4 separate regions of the Homo sapiens genome follow, and all the other regions are linked to region 2. Evidence: chromatin loops called from intact Hi-C (ENCODE). Cell type or tissue: PC-3. All regions are shown on one strand. Region 1 holds the start of CNIH3 (cornichon family AMPA receptor auxiliary protein 3). Region 2 has its middle 51 kb from the start of CNIH3-AS2. Region 3 has its middle 79 kb from the start of WDR26. Region 4 overlaps CNIH3 (cornichon family AMPA receptor auxiliary protein 3).

What was found. Hi-C counts contacts between places; a loop is a spot of excess contacts. Peaks named below come from ENCODE experiments on the same cell type or tissue, not always from the same donor. Only the 100,000 strongest peaks of a DNase experiment are listed, where the experiment ranks them.
Region 1: it touches region 2 in a loop (2.7-fold over the local background); 3 of 110 quality-filtered maps call a loop at or near these places.
Region 3: it touches region 2 in a loop (6-fold over the local background); 7 of 110 quality-filtered maps call a loop at or near these places.
Region 4: a loop joins it to region 2, with 5 times the contacts of the local background. A loop is called at or near these places in 6 of 110 quality-filtered maps.

Annotation. Positions count from the first base shown.
Region 1 is chr1:224,613,755-224,618,754 of GRCh38, forward strand. CNIH3 (cornichon family AMPA receptor auxiliary protein 3) reads left to right here and starts at 2,563. Exons shown (of 6, transcript NM_152495.2): 1 at 2,563-3,501. The coding sequence starts at 3,421. CNIH3-AS2 (CNIH3 antisense RNA 2) reads right to left here and starts at 2,473. Exons shown (of 4, transcript NR_183287.1): 1 at 2,444-2,473; 2 at 1,858-1,982; 3 at 1,450-1,673. In PC-3, no CTCF peak of the experiment used is centred here; a DNase peak (open chromatin) is centred at 2,397; H3K4me3 peaks cover 3,083 bases.
Region 2 is chr1:224,562,582-224,567,581 of GRCh38, forward strand. It overlaps a transcript of CNIH3 not described here. Among named protein-coding and RNA genes, the nearest start is that of CNIH3-AS2, 51 kb to the right of the region's middle. In PC-3, no CTCF peak of the experiment used is centred here; DNase peaks (open chromatin) are centred at 490 and 2,760; H3K4me3 peaks cover 1,287 bases; H3K27ac peaks cover 3,954 bases.
Region 3 is chr1:224,511,759-224,516,758 of GRCh38, forward strand. It overlaps a transcript of CNIH3 not described here. Among named protein-coding and RNA genes, the nearest start is that of WDR26, 79 kb to the left of the region's middle. RefSeq lists a silencer at 3,855-4,059. In PC-3, CTCF peaks have their summits at 2,138 (motif pointing right) and 2,346; a DNase peak (open chromatin) is centred at 2,133.
Region 4 is chr1:224,634,775-224,639,774 of GRCh38, forward strand. The region is part of intron 1 of CNIH3 (cornichon family AMPA receptor auxiliary protein 3); the gene reads left to right. Among named protein-coding and RNA genes, the nearest start is that of CNIH3, 21 kb to the left of the region's middle. RefSeq lists an enhancer at 2,609-3,251. In PC-3, no CTCF peak of the experiment used is centred here; DNase peaks (open chromatin) are centred at 767 and 2,907; H3K4me3 peaks cover 412 bases; H3K27ac peaks cover 2,459 bases.

The sequences.
Region 1 (5,000 bases), 51 kb after region 2:
CCATGAATAAAAGCAACCCTGAGGCCTCCCCCGAAGCCGAGCAAATGCTGGTGCCGTGCTTGTACAGCCTGCAGAACGGTGAGCCAATTGAACCTGTTTTCTTTATAAAGTACCCAGCCTCAGGTTTTTGTTTTTTTTTTTTGAGACAGGGTCTGGCTCTATTGCCTAGGCTGGAGTGCAGTGGTATGAACACAGCTCACTGCACCCTTGACCTCCTGGGCTCAAGCAACACTCTCACCTTAGCCCTGCAAGAAGCTGGGACTACAGGTGCATGCCACCACACCCGGCTAATTTTTGTATTTTTTGTAGAGATGGGGTTTCTGCCATGTTGTCCAGGCTGGTCTCAAATACCTAAGCTCAGGTGATCTGCCCACCTCGACCTCCCCAAGTACTGGGATTACAGGCATAAACCACCATGCCTGGCCAGGTATTTCTTTATAGCAATGCAAGAACGGCCTAATACAAAGTCCCACATTTTCATTTTGCACTTGGCCCTCCAAAGTATGTAGCCGGTCCTGACCCAGAGGCAATAAAATGTAGATCGGTTCATTGCTCTGGTCATCAGCCTCTGGATTTGCTCTAATTTCTCCACTTCTCACTGAAAGGCATCTAGTTTCTAAACTGGAGGGAGATATGAGGCCAGGCACTGTGGTGCACACCTATAATCCCAGCGCTTTGGGAGGCCAAGGCTGGAAGACTGCTTGAGGCCAGGAGTTTGGGACCAGCCTGGCCATATATTGAGACCTATGTCTGCAAACAAAACAAAACAAAAATTATCTGGGTGTGGTGGTGCATGCCTGTAGTCCTAGCAAGGAGTTTGAGGCTACAGTGAGCTATGATAGCACCACTGCACTCCAGCCTGGGCAACACAGCAAGACTGTCTTCAAAAAAATAAAATAAAATAAATTGAAGGGCCTGGAGCGGTGGCTCACGCCTGTAATCCCAGCACTTTGGGAGGCCGAGGTGGGTAGATCACGAGGTCAAGAGATCGAGACCATCTTGGCCAACATGGTGAAACCCCGTCTTTACTAAAAATACAAAGATTAGCTGGGCGTGGTGGTGCGTGCCTGTAGTCCCAGCTACTCGGGAGGCTAAGGCAGGAGAATCGCTTGAACCAGGGAGGTGGAGGTTGCAGAGATCACGCCACTGCACTCCAGCCTGGCGACAAAGTGAGACTCCGTCAAATAAATAAATAAATAAATAAATAAATAAATAAATAAATAAGTAAAAGATGTGGCCAAATAGCTGCAGGAATGTTGGGGCATAGTAGAAAGAGCCCAGGATTAGGAGTCCGCAGACAGGATTCCAGTTCTGTCACTAGAAAGCTGTATCTCTATCTTGCTGGAATTCATCCCTTCCAGCTCTCAAGGCATTGGAATCACATCTGTGAACAGGAAAACTAGCACACCAGAGTCAGAATCAAGCAATAGTTATTTATCTAGTTCCCACCCTGTGCAAGGTACCAGGTGCTCTAAGATTCACTCCAATCCATGAAGTGCGTCTACTCTTTCACCGAGATTTGCCAGTCGTCTTTCAGGGTATTTTTCCTTGCTTTCTGGATTTGATGACTTGTCTGAAACTGAAGTTCTCTCTGGAATGACTGGACCTCTTTCACTGCAGCGTCAGGAATCTCTTGCAAAGCAAGCATGGTGAACTTCCAAGATGCTGGGCCACTGGGGGAAAGGGTGCAATTAATAATCCCTACCACTTATTGAACGTATACCAAGTGCTAGGTTTTTTACTTATGTTCCCTTTTAATCCTTTGAAATGGCTTGACTCTACTCTTATTTATGTTTTTCTGATAAGGAAACTAAGGATTAAAGAGGTTAGGTAACTTGCAGCTAGAAAACGGTCTACCTTCAAAAGCATCCTCTTGACAATTCCACTAGGACCAACACCAATACCACCGAGCCCTCGTTGCTGCCTCTTCAGCGCAGAATAGCCCACCAAGTCCACGTTTCCCTAGTCCCAAGGTCGGATGGCTGGGGAGGGTAGAGGATGCAACGGAAGGACGTTAATGGAGAATTTTGCAGGGTCTGGGAGCAGAGCAGTAAACGCAGCCCTAAGCACTGAGTATGCTACAGTTTGGTAAAATCCATCCAAGCAGCTTTGGGATCCAAGGCTTGCACTGTATCCCCAACCAACACTAGGCAACGCCCCAAGTCCCCACACTTCCCACTCCGATAGGCGAAACTGCAAGAACCGGGAGGGGCGGCTGCGGCGTTTAGGCGCGAGGCACACACCATACCCTTCCGCAGCTTCCCACCTCCTCCAGACGCACGTGTTTAAAGAGTCCCTGCTCCAACCGGTCCCGCCCCACCTCCGCTCGGCCTCCAGCCCTGCTTGTACTGCTGGCTTCAAGTTTCCTCCGAGAGGCGGGCGTGCACAGCTGCAGTGGCGGCGGCAGCGGCCACCAAGCGCCCGGCGGCGCTTCGCCACCCACCTTTCCTCAGCCCCCGGCGCTGCAGTCTCCGCCCGCCGGGGAGGGCGCGCTCAGCGGAACAGGAGTCGAGGGTGGGGCGCCGAGAGGAGGGAATCCCGGGTCGCACCGCTACAGTTCTCGCAGTGGCAAAGGCGGCGGCGGCGGCGGCGGCAGCGGCAGCAGCAGGTGGAGCGAGCTACAGCGTTTGGCCTGAAACCCACTGCTGCAGCCACCCGGGCTGGAGTTGGCCCGTTGGGTGGAGCCAGTGCTCGCCCCGGTCCGACCCCCGGTTTCCGGGACACTTGGGTTGCGGAGGCCGGCTGGCCGGAGTCACGGTTGGGGACGGGCGCGCCTCGGAGCGCACGGCTGCGCTGGAAGCCGCGTCTGGGGCGCAGGACCAACGGGACCTACCTCCTCCCGGCTACCTAAAGACTCCTTCTCTCGGGAAAGAGCGCTGCCCGGCTCTGGGATTTGGGAGGAGCTCGGAGGCCGCTCGGGCACCTCGCTGGACACTATCCGTTTGCGCCCCGGTGGCGCGGGAGGGTCCGGAGCGGAGCGCTCGTCTCTCCTCAGCGGTTTAGTGGAGAAAAGCAGAGAGCTCTTCCTGGGGCGAATGGGACCTCCTCCCTCGGTCCTCCGTGGAGTCGTCGCATCGCTTGTCGTGTTGGTCTCGAGGGGCTCACAGCTTGGCACTAATTTGCAGGTGTTCGCTGCTGATTTGGTTTCTTCTTCGATTTGCGGACGGTTCCCTCCAGCGACTCTCGACACACGTTTTCCTGTCTTCGCCGGAGGGCCGGGTCTGGGGTCGCCGGAGCCTGCGGGAATCCAGCGCTTATTCGCTGACCCTCGAGTCGCTTCGCTAGCTGTGCGCCCTCCTGGGCACTAGCCTGGAGAGGAGCGTGCAGACGCGGCTCCTTGGAGGGAGTGCGGTCCTCTAGGGAGGCATCGGGCTCCTAGGGGCTTCTTGGCGTGTGTGGTGGGATTGGGGTCCGCCGGCCATGGCCTTCACTTTCGCTGCGTTCTGCTACATGCTGTCTCTGGTGCTGTGCGCTGCGCTCATCTTCTTCGCCATCTGGCACGTGAGTAACACGCTTTGGTCTCTCTTCTTTCGCCCCAATTTCGCTAAATTTCCCCGATTTCACCCCACTTTTTCCACCTTGCGGGCGTGGGCGAACCGGAAGGTTGGACCTTCTGCCGCTCCACTGTCCCGGGGCAGGAGGCAGTTCGCTGCATCCCGCCGGGCGCGCCTTCGGTGCCCTGGCTGGAGGCGAGGGGCCGCTGGTGCCCAGGTAGGACACCCTCTGCAGGGCCCGACTGGGCGTCCCGGGTCCCGGGCGCCGGGGAGTGGCGGCTACAACCACAACTAACCCCTTCCTCTCCCGCCCCGTCCTCTCCTGCCGGCGGGAGGCGAAGGAGAAGCGCCGCCGTCGGTCCCGGCAATTAGTCAAGTAGCTATAATAACTAAACATTTAAAATGTCAGCATCTGTGGTGGGTTGCATTTAGATATAATTGGAGACAAAGTGGAAACACGACGGGAGCGCCTTGTAAGAGGTAGGGAGAAGCCGAGCCCACGGAGAGGAAGGAGACCAGGCGATGGGGGTCGAAGTGGAAGGCGGTGGGGGAAAGGCGAGAAGGAGAAGAGCAAGGAGGCGAGGGAGACTGGGAAGGGCAGGCATCATTAAGGCCATGGAGGAAAGTCACGAAGAGAGACCGTGGAGAGCGACGACGGTGTCCTCCATCTGCCCTCTTGGCGTCTGAAGTCCGACTCCTGAAGACCCCCTGCAGGTGGCGAACCTCCGCTAGGCCCCCAGCGTCCCCAGCCCACACAAGCTTCCTGTCACCCTTCCCGGGGCTACGCCAGGTGGAGGGCAGCCGTGGATCCCAGTTCTTTAGGTGTGGGTGGGAATAGAGGAGCGCAAGCTTCTGAATAGGGGAAGAGAAGTACTGAGAGAGCGCGCAGGAGTGCGTACGCCGGTCCTCTCAAAGACTGTGCAACATTTAGCGAGTGCATGCAACTCTCAAGGCTTCCTTCTCTGAGGTTGTTTAAGCCCCCTATCCTCACCCTCAGAGGGCTGGTGGGAAGAATGGCCAAGGCCAAATGTTTAGAAGGAGCACCCCAGTGCATAATTTCCCACCTTTAACAGCCTTGCCCTGCCCAGCGTCTAGGTGACAGAGAAGGACCCTGAGACGAATTCTTGGAGGCATGGTTCTGGTGAGCATCACAGACTCTCATACAGTGGGGATGACCCAAAATGAAGACGTGGAGAAAATTGCAGGGTGGGTGAGATGCCCTTGTTTTCTATAAGTGGTTTGCAGAGTGAGAGTTTGTCTTAAAATAGAACTAAGCAGCTAGAGCAGCTCCTGCTACAGGGCTCTGACAGAGAGGAGAGGGGAAACTCGGGGAGGAAGGTGGCTTCCGATCATGTAACCTTAGGAAAGACCCTTGCTGGCTTCCTTCCACATCTCTAAAGTGAGAAAATTGACCTGGATAGTCGCTAAGCTTTCCCCCATTTCTCAGATTGTGTAAATCCGTGCATCAGTAGACTTAGGAATCTGGGGGTGACAGGGAATCCAAAC
Region 2 (5,000 bases):
GTATTGGAAGATGGGGCGTAATGGGAGGTGTTTGGATCAGGTGGGCAGATCCCTCATGAATGGCTTGGTGCCCTTCCCATCCTAATGAGTGAGTGCTCACTCTACTAGTTCACATGAGAGTGGTTGTTTAAAAGAGCATGACACCCCTCCCCTCACTGTCTCTCTCTTGCCCCGTCCCTCACCATATGACACACTGCTCTCCTTCCTCTTCCACTGCAACTGGAAGCTTCCTGAGGTCCCCACCAGGAGCAGATGCTGGCGCAGTTCCTAACAGGCCACAGACTGATACCAGGGGTTGGAGAGTCCTGATTAAAAGATAACACAAAGTGCTGAAAAGAGTGAGGAGCAATAGAAGTTCCTATGTGCTACTGAAGAGTGTGTAAAATGATTCCAGCACTTTGGGAAACTGTTTGCAAAATCTGCTACTCAATATTGCTCATCCTGTGACCTGGAAATTCCACTCCTAGGTATGGAAGTGCCTAGAAGTGGTTTTACATAATATAGGATATACACATGAAAAGCCATGCCCAAGAATGTTCATAGCATCATTACTCACTATTATTAATACAAAGCAAATGTCCAGCAGTAAAATGTGGTCATGCTTCTTGTACAGGCTGCAGAACCATAAGCCAAATACACCTCTTCTTTTTATAAATTACCCAGTCTCAGGTATTCCTTTATAGCAACACAAAATGAACTAAGACAGTCACCTCACAAGGGTGTGAAGTGTTGATTTTTGGGGGGTTATGGATAAATCGTATCACTGTCAGAGAAGGGGAGAGAAGGACAATAGAAAGTAGAGCAATGTAGAGAAGGAATGATCGTTATGGGTGGGTTGGCAGAAGAAGGACAATACTACATTGAAATATTTTAGACGGGGTGTGTGTGTGTGTGTGTGTGTGTGTGTGTGTGTGTGTATTCTAGCCTCAGGGAGAGTGAGAAGAGGGGATTTGGTGGTTGGAAGAGAAGAGTGAAAGAGATATTGGAATTAGAAAGATTCTGAAGAACTTTAGAGTACTTAAGATTGGCATCCATTAGCCTAGGCTCTGTCAGCTAGCCAGTATTAAGTATCTCCCGTGGCTGCTGTTCAGTACGGATGGGACAGATGTTGTGTCTTAGGGAAGGGAGCTAGACTTTGAAGCTCCTTCCATTCTAGGATTGGACAAACAGGTATTTATTTAAAAGAACCAGATGGTTCAAAGGAATTTCTAATTTTATACTGTTGGGCATCAGGTTTCAAACTAAATTTGGGCTCTGTCTTCCAGCTTTCCTGTTGGCCCTGGATTGAGAATAGCCTCCTGTTTTACCAGCCATCTGGTCCCTCCAGATCTCTGCTGCTGAGTGACAACTCCAAATATCTCCCCACAGAGAGGACAGAATCTTAAACAAAATCTATAGGGTGAATATACATTTTTCTAATAGGTGAGATCCTGGAAAGGAATAGGTCCCCACTTTGAAAAGACCCATGTGATGAGAGTCACACTTATGTTTGATTTGATAAGTGGCTTCTTGAGCAGCCACATATTGAAGTGTACTCTCTACTGGATAGTCCATACCTGTGCTTCTAGATCTTTGATTTTGTAGAATTTCCTTTTCTAAATAAGCAGGCTTGTGTGCTAGTAATTCATCACATAGTATCAATAACTGTTTATAAATACCTGCTTGTGTGCTAGGCACTGGTGGCACAGAGTGGTAGAAGAAGGTGTCACTACCAGTTTGAACTATATCTCTGGTTTTCTAAAATGACGAAAATGGAGAATGATTTAGCTCTAACCATGACATGAATTTTTTGAGGAATAAAATCTATTATTTTCAGCAGGACCGTCTCTGGACAGAAGAGGCTAAGGCCATCCCAGGGCTTGATTTGTCTCCAGTGCAAGACAAATCGTACTATGAAGTCTCTTTGCTTCCTATTCTCAACCCCTCCCACTGGCAACCCAGCATTTTTATCAGGTCAAAGTGAATGACAAGGGTTAAAACTTGAAGAGGATGAGAAATCACACAATGCATCCATGTGACCAGAAGGGCTGACGATACTTGGATGGAGGTGTTACCACTTGGTTTGGTGAAGTCTGGGGTTTACATGCTTTGGAGGCATGTGTGAGCCTCAGGCCCTTCCTTCTGAGCAGCAGATGGCAGAGCCACCTCAATGCACTCTGCCAGCTGCCTGGTTCATGTGCCTGGGTGGGATTGTCCTGCTCTACCTTCCACAAGGATGGCTTTGTCTGCCAGAAAGAATAATCACAACTGAAACAAATGTGTAACGATACCTGGATAGATACAGCTCAATTGGCTCCTGACAGGCCTCTGGCTAGGAGGGCCTGAGCAGTTACAGTGGGAAGGTGGATGGTTTAGGACCAGACAGATGGTGGGCAGCTGTCATCCACTGCATCCCAGTCCCCTTCAGTCTCACATCACAAATGACCCTAAGGCTATGTGTGAGCAGATTTGAAAATAAAAAAGGTTCAGTTGATTCCATTTATCACAAGTTTTCTCAAGAACAGGCAGGCAATAAAACTGGTCCCCATTCCCCCAAATAGATTTTGCAATGCTTGAGGTCTCCTCTTAATATATAATGGAGGAGTTGCTAGGGTAGCTGATCTGAGTGTGTGTATGTCTCTGTCTAATAGGTTTTTCTTGCAAAAAGTCTTATAGTTATGGTTTAAGTTCTCATTGCCCAACTGTATACTCTGAGTCACTGTCCTGTCACAGCCATATTTCCGGCTGGCATTGTGTCTGCAACCAAGAGTGTGACTGCAAGAACACAAGGCACTGTGCAAAGATAGATGAGCTGTATGAGTCAGGAGTTCTGCTCTCCAGGTCTGAGGCTGTTCATTGCCTGGGTTTGTCCAGCGGGCCTGAAGCCATGGAGAGCATAATATTTAGAGGTGGCGAACCCGACACCACCCTGCTTGCATTCTTTGCTCCAGGCCTTCTGACCTAGTTGTCCTTTTCCTGTACCCCATGCTTGCTCCCTGAGCCCTACGCTTGCTGTTCTCCAGATTGAGGCTTTCTCCTCTTGCTTCATACTCCCCTCCCTCAGCCCACTATGCACTATGTCAGGCCAACTGGTCTTACTCTGCAGGAGAGTCTGAGATTCACTGTTGCTTCCTGTGGGGAGGCTTTTCTGAGCCCCCAGGCCTGGTGCTGTGTGCTCCCGTGGCAGCCCCTGCTTCTCCTGTACACCACATATTGCCAACTTGCTTCTGACTTTCCCCTACTGAGCTACATTCTCCATGAGGTAGGGAATTATGTGTTTATTTTTCCAGCACAGAGCTTGGTGCACACTGGGTGCTCAGTGGTTGAGCAGATGAATGGACCATCTCGGTGATTCTTTGCTTCCCTCACACTGAGAAGGTCTGGCCAGCTCGTTTCCCTTTCTCCTCTCCCTTGTTTCTTGCTGAATCTTCTGGAGCACCAGTGAAAACACAGTCCTTGCCTGGCTTTCTGTTTTTTTTTTTTTATTCTCTCCCCATTGCTTTAATTAACTTAGAAATTCAGTGGACTCTTAGACAAACAATAGAATTTGATTATCTCTATAGTATACCTGGATGCCACTTCTCTGAAGTCTGTTTGAATGAAGTGATAAAACCTTGTATGTTTTGTTTGTTTTCCAGTTGCCTCCTGGTTATAAAGCAAAGCCAAACTGGAGAGACCAGTGCCAGAGCCTTTATTACTAAAAGGTCAGCATTACTTGCAACTCTCTTTGGTTTGGGGCTCTTTTGTGTCACAGATGTTTTCTTTCCTTTATTTTTTTTTTCAGGATTAAGCATGAGTTTAATTTCTTCTTCTTTTTTTTTTAAATTATACTTTAAGTTCTGGGGTACATGTGCAGAACATGAAGTTTTGTTACATAGGTATACATGTGCCATGGTGGTTTGCTGCACCCATCAACCCGTCATCTACATTAGGTATTTCTCCTAATGCTATCCCTCCCCTATCCCCCATCCCCTGACAGACCCTGGTGTGTGATATTCCCTTCCCTGTGTCTATGCTCTTCTTCCTCAACTCCCACTTATGAGTGAGAACATGTGGTGTTTGGTTTTCTGTTCCTGTGATAGTTCGCTGAGAATGATGGTTTCCAGCTTCATCCATGTCCATGCAAAGGACATGAACTCATCATTTTTTATGGCTGCATAGTATTCCATGGTGCATATGTGCCACATTTTCTCTATCTAGTCTATTATTGATGGATATTTGGGTTGATTCCAAGTCTTTGCTATTGTGAATAGTGGCACAACAAACACACATGTGCATGTGTCTTTACAGTAGAATGATATATAATTCTTTGGGTATATACCCAGTAATGGGATTGCTGGGTCAAATGGTATTTCTAGTTCTAGATCCTTGAGGAATCGCCACACTGTCTTCTACAATGATTGAACTAATTACACTCCCACCAACAGTGTAAAAGCGTTCCTATTTCTCCACATCCTCTCCAGCATCAGTTGTTTCCTGACTTTGTAATGATCGCCATTCTAACTGGCATGAGATGGTATCTCATTGTGGTTTTGATTTGCATTTCTCTAATGACCAGTGATGATGAGCATTTTTTCATATGTTTGTTGGCTGCATAAATGTCTTCTTTTGAGAAGTGCCTGTTTATATCCTTTACCCACTTTTTGATGGGTTTGTTTGTTTTTTTCTTGTAAATTTGTTTAAGTTCTTTGTAGATTCTGGACATTAGCCCTTTGTCAGATGGATAGATTGCAAAAATTTTCTCCCATTCTGTAGGTTGCCTGTTCACTCTGATGATAATTTCTTTTACTGTGCAGAAGCGCTTTAGTTTAATTAGATCCCATTTGTCAATTTTGGCTTTTGTTGCCATTGCTTTCGGTATTTTAGACATGAAGTCTTTGCCCATGCCTGTGTCCTGAGATTTATAGCATTTGGACCAGAAGATACCCCAAGAGCAGGCAGTGAGCAGATCACTATCTTTACTCCTAGTCTGCCTTTTGTATTAGGTTGGTGCAAAAGCAATTGCATTTTTTTGCCATTAA
Region 3 (5,000 bases), 51 kb before region 2:
TAGGAGGATCCTTTGAGTTTAGGAGGGCGAGGCTGCAGTGAGCTATGATCATGCCACTGCACTCCAACCTGGGTGACAGGACAAACCCTATCTCAAACAAAACAAATTTAAGAAAATTTTTAAAAGTTTGGAGCTGGCCAGGCATGGTGGCTCATGCCTGTAATCCCAGCACTTTGGGAGGCTGAGGCGGGTGGATCACCTGAGGTCAGGAGTTCGAGACCAGCCTGACCAACATGGAGAAACCCCGTCTCTACTAAAAATACAAAATTAGCTGGGCGTGGTGGCGCATGCCTGTAATCCTAGCTACTAGGGAGGCTGAGGCAGGAGAATCGCTTGAACCCTGGAGGTGGAGGTTGCAGTGAGCCGAGATCGTGCCATTGCACTCCAGCCTGGGCAACAAGAGTGAAACACCGTCTCAAAAAAAAAAAAAAGTTTGGAGCTAAGAATGGGCATGGTGGCTCATGCCTGTGATCCTAGCACTTTGAGAGGCCAAGGCAGAGGATCGCTTGAGGTCAGGAATTTGAGACTAGCCTGGGCAAGAAAGTCAGACCCATCTCTACAGAAAATTAAAAAATTAGCGAGGCATGGTGGTGCACGCCTGTAGTTCTAGCTACTTGGGAGGCTGAGGGGGAAATCAGTTGAGCCCAGGTGTTTGAGGTTACAGTGAACTATGATGGTGCCTCTGCACTTCAGCTGAGGCAACAGAGTGAGACCTTGTTTCAAAAACAAAAAAGAAAAAATGGAGCTATACAGAAAATACAGTAATGAATAGCCAGGTACCCATCAACCAAAATGAACAAATGTTGACATTTTTTACATTTAACAATTTTTATTTGCATTTAAAAGTATTTTTATCTAACAACATACCATGAGGTATATGTGGGCTTTAAACCTTGTTTGTTTTTAAAATAAAAGAAAGAACACATTTGTATTTCCTTCATCCCACCCACCCTGCCACCCCTCCAGCCCATTTACCTTCCTCCAGCCCCTGAGGTGGCTATTGTCATGGGTACGTGCCCTCCCTGTTCATGTGTGGGCCCATGTGTGGGTGGGTGTAGTTTATCTTCCCACGTGTATAGGGGAACTAAGCTAAAAATGATGTGAGTGAACACAGAATGGAGTTCAGAGTCAAGCTGACCAGGGTTGGAGACCTGGCTCTCCCGCTTTTGGCCTCTGTCCTTTGGCCTCTTTGAACCTGTTTACCCATCTGCAACGTGGCAATTATTAGCTTACAGCATTGCTGTTAACACTGGAGATAATGGTAAAGTGGCTGGCTTAATAAATGGTAACTGACATTATTAACCATTTCTGTTTTTATCTCTTTTTCTAGATGGAAAGCCCTTTGAGAGCAGAGACCCTGCCCGCAGCCTGTGTCCCTTTGTATAATTTACAATTTGTGCTACCTAGCTTTTTTTTTAAACAGTGGATCTTGCTCTGTCACTCAGGCTGGAGTGCAGTGGTGTGATCACAGCTCACAGCAGCCTAAACCTTCCAGATTCAAGCAATCATCCCACTGAGTAGCTGGGACTATAGGCACATACCACCACACCTGGTTAATTTTTTTTTTTAATTTTTGTAGAGTTGGGGGTGGGGGTGGGGGTGGGAGGGGGGGGGTCTCTCTATGTTGCTCAGGCTGGTCTCGAACTCCTGGACTCAACTGATCCTCCTGCCTCAGCTTCCCAAAGTGCTGGGATTACAGGTGTGAGCCCCTGGGCCTGGCCAGCTTGTTTCTTGAGGAAATGATTGCAATGCCCGAGCCCCACTTCCCAGCCTCAGTTCAGATGCACGTAAGGGCTGTTGCAAAAGCTGTGTTCTCAGTGCACCTGGAGGACACGGGGAACCATTTGGCTGAGGACAGAAGCAGTGATGAGAAGAGGCCCTTCGAATTTTCCCCCGGGTTCTGCTGTTGTCTATTCAAGTTACACATTAATTCAATATAGTGGCATGAAGGAGGAGACACAGAGCTACTTCATGGGATCTGTCTTCTTAACAGTCATGCATTATGCATTGCTGTTGTTTCAGGTGCGTTTTTGCAAGACTGCGCACTCACACGACCATTGAGAGGCTCACTTTGCAGTGGCCCTCCCAGGCCCTCCGTGGTTGGGTGTCCGTCTTTGTCAGAAAAGGGCCAGCAGGGGGCACCAAACCCGCACGTTTCTGCCGGGAGAGGGCGTCTGGGTGAGCGACAGGGCCTGAGGCTCACGTTCCTTCCCTCCCTTTGCTGATATTTGGACATTTCTTTCTACAGTAGTTTTAGACTCCCACAGCGGCAAGGCAGAGAGCTTTCTTTATTAAAGCAACAAACAAACAAACAAACACCCTTCTCCTTCAAACCTCATCTCCAACAGCAGCAGAAACTGTCATCACAAAAAGCCACTTCATTCATCTTCTTTTGATTTGCATTTGTTCATCTTAAATCAGGGGCCAGAGACCAAGAGGTATAAAATGATCTACCTGAACTGAACTGGAACATACTTGTCTAAGTCCTATTGTTTGCTATAAGGGCCTTACGATATTTTAGTTTATACGCATGCAGGTTAAGAATAATCATAGAGTTTCAGACCTGGGCACTAGATAAATATCATCTAGCCAGGGTTTCTGAGTCCACAGTTACACTCCAGCCCCCAGTTTTTGACATCTAAATCTGCACACTAGCTATATTATTTGTTTAGTATTTTAATATCTACTCCTGTAAAACTTACATAAGTTGATTTTAAAAAGACCACCATCATAAATGGAAAATTGCTATTTTTCAAATACATATTAAGATAAAGAATTAACATTAAAATAAGCTGGGCATAATGGCTCACACCTGTAATCCCAGCACTTTGGGAGGCTGAGGTGGGCGGATCACTTGAAGCCAGGAGTTCAAGAACAGCCTGAGCAGTATAGCAAAATCCTGTCTCTACGAAAAATACAAAAATTAACTGGGTGTGGTGGTGCGAGCCTGTAGTCCCAGCCACTTGGGAGGGTGTGGTGGCAGGATCACCTGAGCCCAGGGAGGTTGAGGCTGCAGTGAGCCGTGGTCATGCCACCGCATTCCAGCCTTGGCGAGAGTGAGACCCTGTCTCAAAAAACAAACAACAAAAACAAAACCCCCATTAAAACAGAAGCCCCTTCTCTGCCTCCCATACTACCTTACACTCCTTTATTTTGCCTGTGTGGAGCCTAGGCCAGAGAAGTGACTTGAATTGCCCCACATCTTGGTGAGCTGCAGAGCTGAGATTTAGCTGGGTACCTGTTCCTCTCTGGCACATGGCCATGACTAGGAAGGAACAGTTTTGTTAAACCAGCAGGTCTTACTCTTTGGAATGATCTTTGACAAAGTTTTAGTAGGCAGTGCCCACTTTTAATGTTTTTAGTGTTTTTCCTACTGCTTCTGGAAGGTGAAAGCCAAGAACAGGAGGGTCTGGGCGGGGGTCTAGGCTATTTACAGTGGCATTGATTTGATTACCACTCTTTAGCAGTGAAAAGTGTTGAGTATGCACTCCCAGCAGATGTATGCTTATTTATGTGTACTTTTGTACATGCATGACTGTACCAATATATTATGCTCATTGTAAAGTATACACAAATATTAACTCAAAAAATGGTAAAGAAAAGGAAAGCAGTATTTTAAAATGTCTTGTTAACTGCAATGGTTTCATTACTGTTGTCAGCTAATATCTTGAGCACAATTACACTTAGGGTTAGATTCCTCATTAGCAGCAGCACGCACCAAGCCATGTTTCAAAGACTCTTTTGGTAATTTGAAAACTTTTTGGCTGGCCTGTGAGATCTGATTATATTGTCTTGTTTGCCCTTGAAATATGGCTAACAACTTGTCAGGTCTGCCTCTTTCTTGCTGTTCATCTTGTTTTGCATTATTACTTCAATCCACAGTTTCTTTTTTGAAAAAAGCTTAAGCCTCTTGCCCACTTTGGGGATAGTTAAACATGGGATCCTCTCTGTAGTTCCACTTACCCAGGCTTGTCTATAACAGGCCACATCATGCTGAACAAGAGCCGAGAAGTAGAATCGCCAGTGTCAAGCCGTCCACGTTGTGGGATGCCCACTGTTCCCCCAGGATCACTCAAGACCCTGTGACTTGTGGTCACTGATGAGTGGACCAAGTGAAGGTACGAAGGTCGTTGCTTAGAGTGAATATTAATAAAGCTTAGCTTATTATGTGTTTAATTGTATAAAAATAAATACATGAACATTTTAGTATTTTCTTCTTGTACCCTCTGGATTGTGTTTTATGACCCACAAATGTAGAGAAAAAAATCCATGAACTGCCCAGGCGCGGTGGCTTACCCCTGTAATCCCAGCACTTTGGGAGGCCGAGGTGGGCAGATCATGAGGTCAAGAGATAGAGACCATTCTAGCCAACATGGTGAAACCCTGTCTCTACTAAAAATACAAAAATTAGCTGGGCATGGTGGCACGTGCCTGTAGTCCCAGCTACTTGAGAGGCTGAGGCAGGAGAATCGATCGAACCAGGAGGCGGAGGTTGCAGTGAGCCGAGATTGTGCCACTGCATTCCCGCCTGGCGACAAACCGAGACTCTGTCTCAAAAAAAAAAAAAAAAAAAAAAAAAAAAATCCATGCACTTCGGCTTGGCACATAAAGCCCTTCACAGCTCAACTTACCTTGCTGACTTCCTAGTCAACTCCAGGTGCTACCACTGGGCCACATCTATGGGCTTCCCACGAGACTATGAACCTTAGAGGGCAGGTATGGCATCTTATTCATCCTTGTGTTTTCAAAGCCTAGCTCAATGCTAGAGATGAAAATTTCCTAGATCTCAAAGCAAAAGGGCTGCCATGAAGAGTCATGGGCTTTCTGCCTTTGGGGTTGGGCCTTTGCAAAGCCTCTGCATGCTCCAGGCAGTGGTGCTGGCCCTCCATGTCTCTGTAGGCCTCCCCAGACAGCCTGGCCCCTGCATGGGTCTGCACTGCAAGAGCAGATAAGCCATTCGGCGCCTGCCATGGACAGAACAGCGCTGAACAGATGGGGCA
Region 4 (5,000 bases), 72 kb after region 2:
CATCTGTTCTGTGTTGAGCAGAGGTGTTCAATTTCACGTCCCCGATTCACACCAAGCCTCGGCCCTACCTGCACCACTTAATATGCCCCGCTGCATCCCCGCCAGGAGCTGCTAGCTCATAATTAGCAAAGTTGGCAGTTTTCAGCACTGTTCAGAGTATAAGTTGTTTTGCTCCATAAATGGGAGGCAGCATCCGTTGTCTCACAAGGGGTGTGTTAGTTCATTTTCACACTGCTATAAAGAACTACCTGAGACTGGGTAATTTATAAAGAACAGGTTTAATTGACTCACAGTTCTGCATGGCTGGAGAGGCCTCAGGAAACTTATAATCATGGCAGAAGGTAAGGGGAAGCAAGGGACATCTTACATGGTGGTAGGACAGAGAATGGCGGGGGTCGGGGGGAACTGCCCTAAACACTTTTAAACCATCAGATCTTGTGAGATCTCACTCACTATCATGAGAACAGCATGGGGGAATCTGCACCCATGATCCAATCACCTCCCACCAGGCCCCTCCCACGACACTTGGGGATTACTATTCGAGATGAGATTTGGGTGGGGACACACAGCCAAACCCTACCAAGGGGAGAGGTGATATTATGGCTCAAAGCTATGCTGTGTGCTGGCACCTCTGTTAAAATGAGTTTCTTAAAGAAGCCAAATAAAGTTTGGTGTGGCAAGATTATTAAAATCAACAGAGAAATGACTGTAGGAACAGCAAGCATTTTCAAGAAGTGAGTCCTGCTGAGCAACAGGGAGGAAAATAAAGTGCCGGGGGCTGTGCTAGGACAGGGATGCTGACTCAGACCTCACAGCACAGCCGAGCCGGCCTCGGCCTTGGACATGAGCAGTCAGCCCACAGCATGCAAAAGTTTGGTTGTTTCTGAGACCTACTTCTTAGCTTAGTCCATATATTTCTTCACTTTTTCCTCCCTTCCTTCGTTAGAGACAGGGTCTCACTTTGTTGCCTGGGCTAGAGAGCAGTGGTGTAATCATAGCTCACTCTCACCTTGAACTCCTGGGCTCAACTGGGCTCAAGCATTCCTCCTGCCTCAGCTTTCTGAGTAGCTGGGATTACAGGTGTGTGCCACCACACCTGGCTCATTTTTTTTTCTTTCTAGAAATGGGGGGGTCTCACTCCGTTGCCCACGTTGATCTTGAACTCCTGGCTTCAAGTGATCCTCCTGCCTTGGCCTCCCAAAGCACTGGGATTACTGCGTGAACCCTCTTTTTTATATCAAAATACCAAGTGGAATGTTTCGTTTAAGAAAACAAAAATCAACAATACAGCAAGCCAAAACCCAAGACAGTAAAACGTCTGGGGTCAAGGGCTTAACCAGGAGCAGCTGTGGCACCCCGTTGTTAGAAGTGTTGGTTGCTCTGTGTTGGTGCACCAGGTCTTAGCTGATGGCACCATCCTTCTGGTAATGGGGTTGGGTTGGGTGAGTTCGGTTTACCATTTGCATATTTGTTTTCTTTTAATTTGACTACATTGATGAAAGAGGGATACAGTCATGTAATCACATAGTCCTGGAATCCTGACACCTGAAGGGACCTAAGATCACCTGGTTCTGTCGTCTCATTTGGAAATGAGGATACTTTAACCTAGAGAGGTAAAGTGACTTGGTCGAGATCACAGCCTATTCAGGACGAAGCCCGGAGGGGAATTCTGCTTCCTAATTACCAGACCAGTGTCCAGTCCCAGGAGCTTACATCAGACAAGCTAGTGTGCTTTATAGCAACATCAATAAAGAACAAAAACTTGATCTTTTTGAGCTATGCTGTGTGCCAGCACCTCTGTTAAAATGAGTTCCTTTAAGGAGCCAAATAAAGTTTGATGTGGCAAAGTTGTTAAAGGAGTCAAGTAAAGTTTGGTGTAGTTACTTGATCTTTACAGCTGTGTGTACTTAGTATTCCTACTTCCTCCACAACTCCTAATTGGATTTTGTGGCATTGGTTGTTTTCTGGATGGGCTGAAGGAGAAAGACGTTGATTGAATTAAAAAAAGCGGTACACATATAATATTCAGCCAATCTCCATATTTAAGATATTGCTTAGCCCTGAGGAAGATGTGAATTAGAAGGTTGCTTTAAGATTTTTATTTATCTATCATCTATCTATCTACAGTATCTAATCTATTATCTGTCTATCATCTATCTGTCTTTGAGAGATGCATTCTTTTTTTTTTTTTTTTTGAGATGGAGTCTCGCATGGTCACCTGGGCTGGAGTGCAGTGGCGTGATCTTGGCTCACTGCAACCTCCGCCTCCCGGGTTCAAGCGATTCTCCTGCCTCAGCCTCCCGACTAGCTGGGATTACAGGCATGTGCTACCACGCCTGGCTAATTTTTTTTGTATTTTTAGTAGAGACGGGGTTTCACTATGTTGGCCAGGCTGGTCTCGAACTCCTGACCTCCTGATCCACCCACCTCAGCCTCCCAAAGTGCTGGGATTACAGGCGTGAACCACCACGCCCAGCGAGAGATGCTTTCTTTACTTGTGAGCAGATATTTCCATCTGCGAGGTCCCCGCACACACATGCAGCCCTAATTCAGAGTTGTGAGACAGGCAATGTGCTGCACCTGGATGCCAGTCTCCAACCCACCCTCCCCACCCCCCAAGTTAGTTCTCCTGTCTCTGGGTTGCATTCTCTTACTGCCAAACAAGGGGCAAAACAGTTGCTTCAGCCTCCTGATGTTCTGAGTTGGCGGGGTCACCCTCTCCTGCCTCAACATAGCAAGATGAAGATCGTGTATTTTCAGGAGCTGTTTAGTACTGGCCCCTTGACTTGCCTTCAGAAGATCTTTGTTAACCACCAACAAAACCACACCCTTTCTCCCTTTGTCATAGTGTTGTCTGGCTCAGTACAGTCTCACAGGAACGGATCATGAACAAGGTAATGGCTGGCTTATTACCAAGTGGCCAGTTGCGGTCTTGTTGCTCACATAGTTAGCATGTTATGAATGTCACCAGCCGCTCAGCTGGGCGGAGGCAGAGCTCTGTGGTGCTGTCTTCTTGGGTGGCCTCTTGAGGCCCTTTCTATCCTCTCAGTGATCCCTTGGCCAGTCAACATCATCTGTCTGCACCCCACACCCCCAGTCCCCCTGTCTGGCACTCCCTCTCTGCCAGTGGCACCTGCCACCCTTGCCTTGTGGAAGACAGATTTGCTGTGGCTTCAATGCTTTTAAAATTGATGAATAAGAAAAGTAAAATGAAGCAAATGGGCATTTCCTGTTTATAATGTCTCCAATATAGAAAGCCTGCTTTTGAGTGTAACTGAAATATTTCCTGCCCTAACAATAAAAGAAAGAAAAGGCTCATGCAGCGAGATGGAAGAACGCCTTGCGGCTGTGCATGTGAGCAGGTGCCAACATCCTAGAGACTGGGTAGGGCTAGCCTGCACCTTCCGCTCCAGATTCCTTAGTGGCTGACCCGGCCCTTGGATGGCTTTACAGCCTGCGCACCCAGGGGGAGGCCGGGCAGTGTCAGCAGAGGATTCAGGTGAAGAGTTGAACACCATGGGGAGATTCCCAAGGGACAAGGATGTTGACAGGGTTTTGGCCCAGCGCCTGCCTCCAGCATCAGCCTTTTTCAGGGGCCTCCGGAAGGCTCTGTGGATACCCCCGAGTCCCTCCCACCAGGATTTGCATCCTGACAGGTGGATTCTCTTGTAGTTCATTCTTCCCCATGCCATGTCAGACCTGAGCTTCTGAATTTGGGCTCTAGAACTCTCCTCTGGCTTGCCTTTCCTGACTTTACCAGCGGTGCCGTAACATTCTGGGCCCCAGTTTCCTGCTCTGTAAAAGGAGGGGTGGCAGGGTTAGTGGTTCCCATAGCTGGCACATCCCTAGATGTTATCTCTCAGGAAGGCTTACGTGGGTTCAGGACTCTGAATTTTTAGCTCCCAAGTGATTAGAACATGCAGGTAGCATTAGGAAGCTTCAGGAAGCACTGGCCACGGGATCTCTCCAACATTCCATGATACTCCGTCTTATCTTCTCATGATCCTGCTCTAGGACCTCACATTAAATGAAGTTCATCACCTTGTCAATACTTTATACTTGGTGTCACCTCTGTACCTGTAACATGCCATTATTTATTTTATTTGCAGTTCTACTTTTTACCAGTCCATATTTCCAATTTCCTTCCTCCTCCAGGAAGTTTCTCATGATTTGCTTCTTACCTGCCAGTTTCCCTTTTGACTGGAGTCTCCTGTACATCCTTAAGGTGATATGTATCTCTTGCTGTGGAAAGTGAGCCTTTCTGTTTTGCTCAGGAAATGTATTCTTATGGTTGTTTGGTCTGCAAATTCTCTTTCCCCAATAGGAAGGTAAATTCCCAAGTAGCCTTCTCCCCTCCCAGCAAGGACCCCAGGGTCATGGGAGGCTCAGTACATACTATTGACCTTTGAGCTCTCTCTTCCATAGGAAATTGGCAGACACTGCCTAGCATTCTCTTCAAGTGGATTTTCAAGTACAAGAAGCCCCATTACCTGATGATGATGTGATTCAGACCTGGATGGGGTCCTCATGTCCCCCTCGTACTTCAGGCCTTGAAGGAGATTGGCTGAAAAGGAGAAAGACCTGGTGTCTGTCTTGTGAGCCCTCTTAGGGGCCTGCGGGCCCCACCTTCTCAAGCTTGAAAATAATGGAAAGTCTTGAGTTCCTTCAAGGAAAATTCCAAGTACCTAGCTAGCCTTGAAAAGTAAAGGAACAGCGTGATAAGCAAGAAGGTGATAATAGCTTAAAACAATAGCCAAGGAAATTAGAGCCAGAACATGTTTGGTTCCCTGTAGAAACTAAAGATAACATCTTAACATATGTCCCTGAGTTGTTTTTCAGAAACCTGGACCCCTACCAGATGGAAAATGGAAAATGCCATCACTGGCAGGTAGACCTCAGATAAGGGGGAACTGAGGACTGAACTCTGTCTGTCATTCTTTGTTCTAAATTTCTTCCTGAGGGCCTGGAGGGAAATCATGCCACAGGCCAGAGCTTAACAT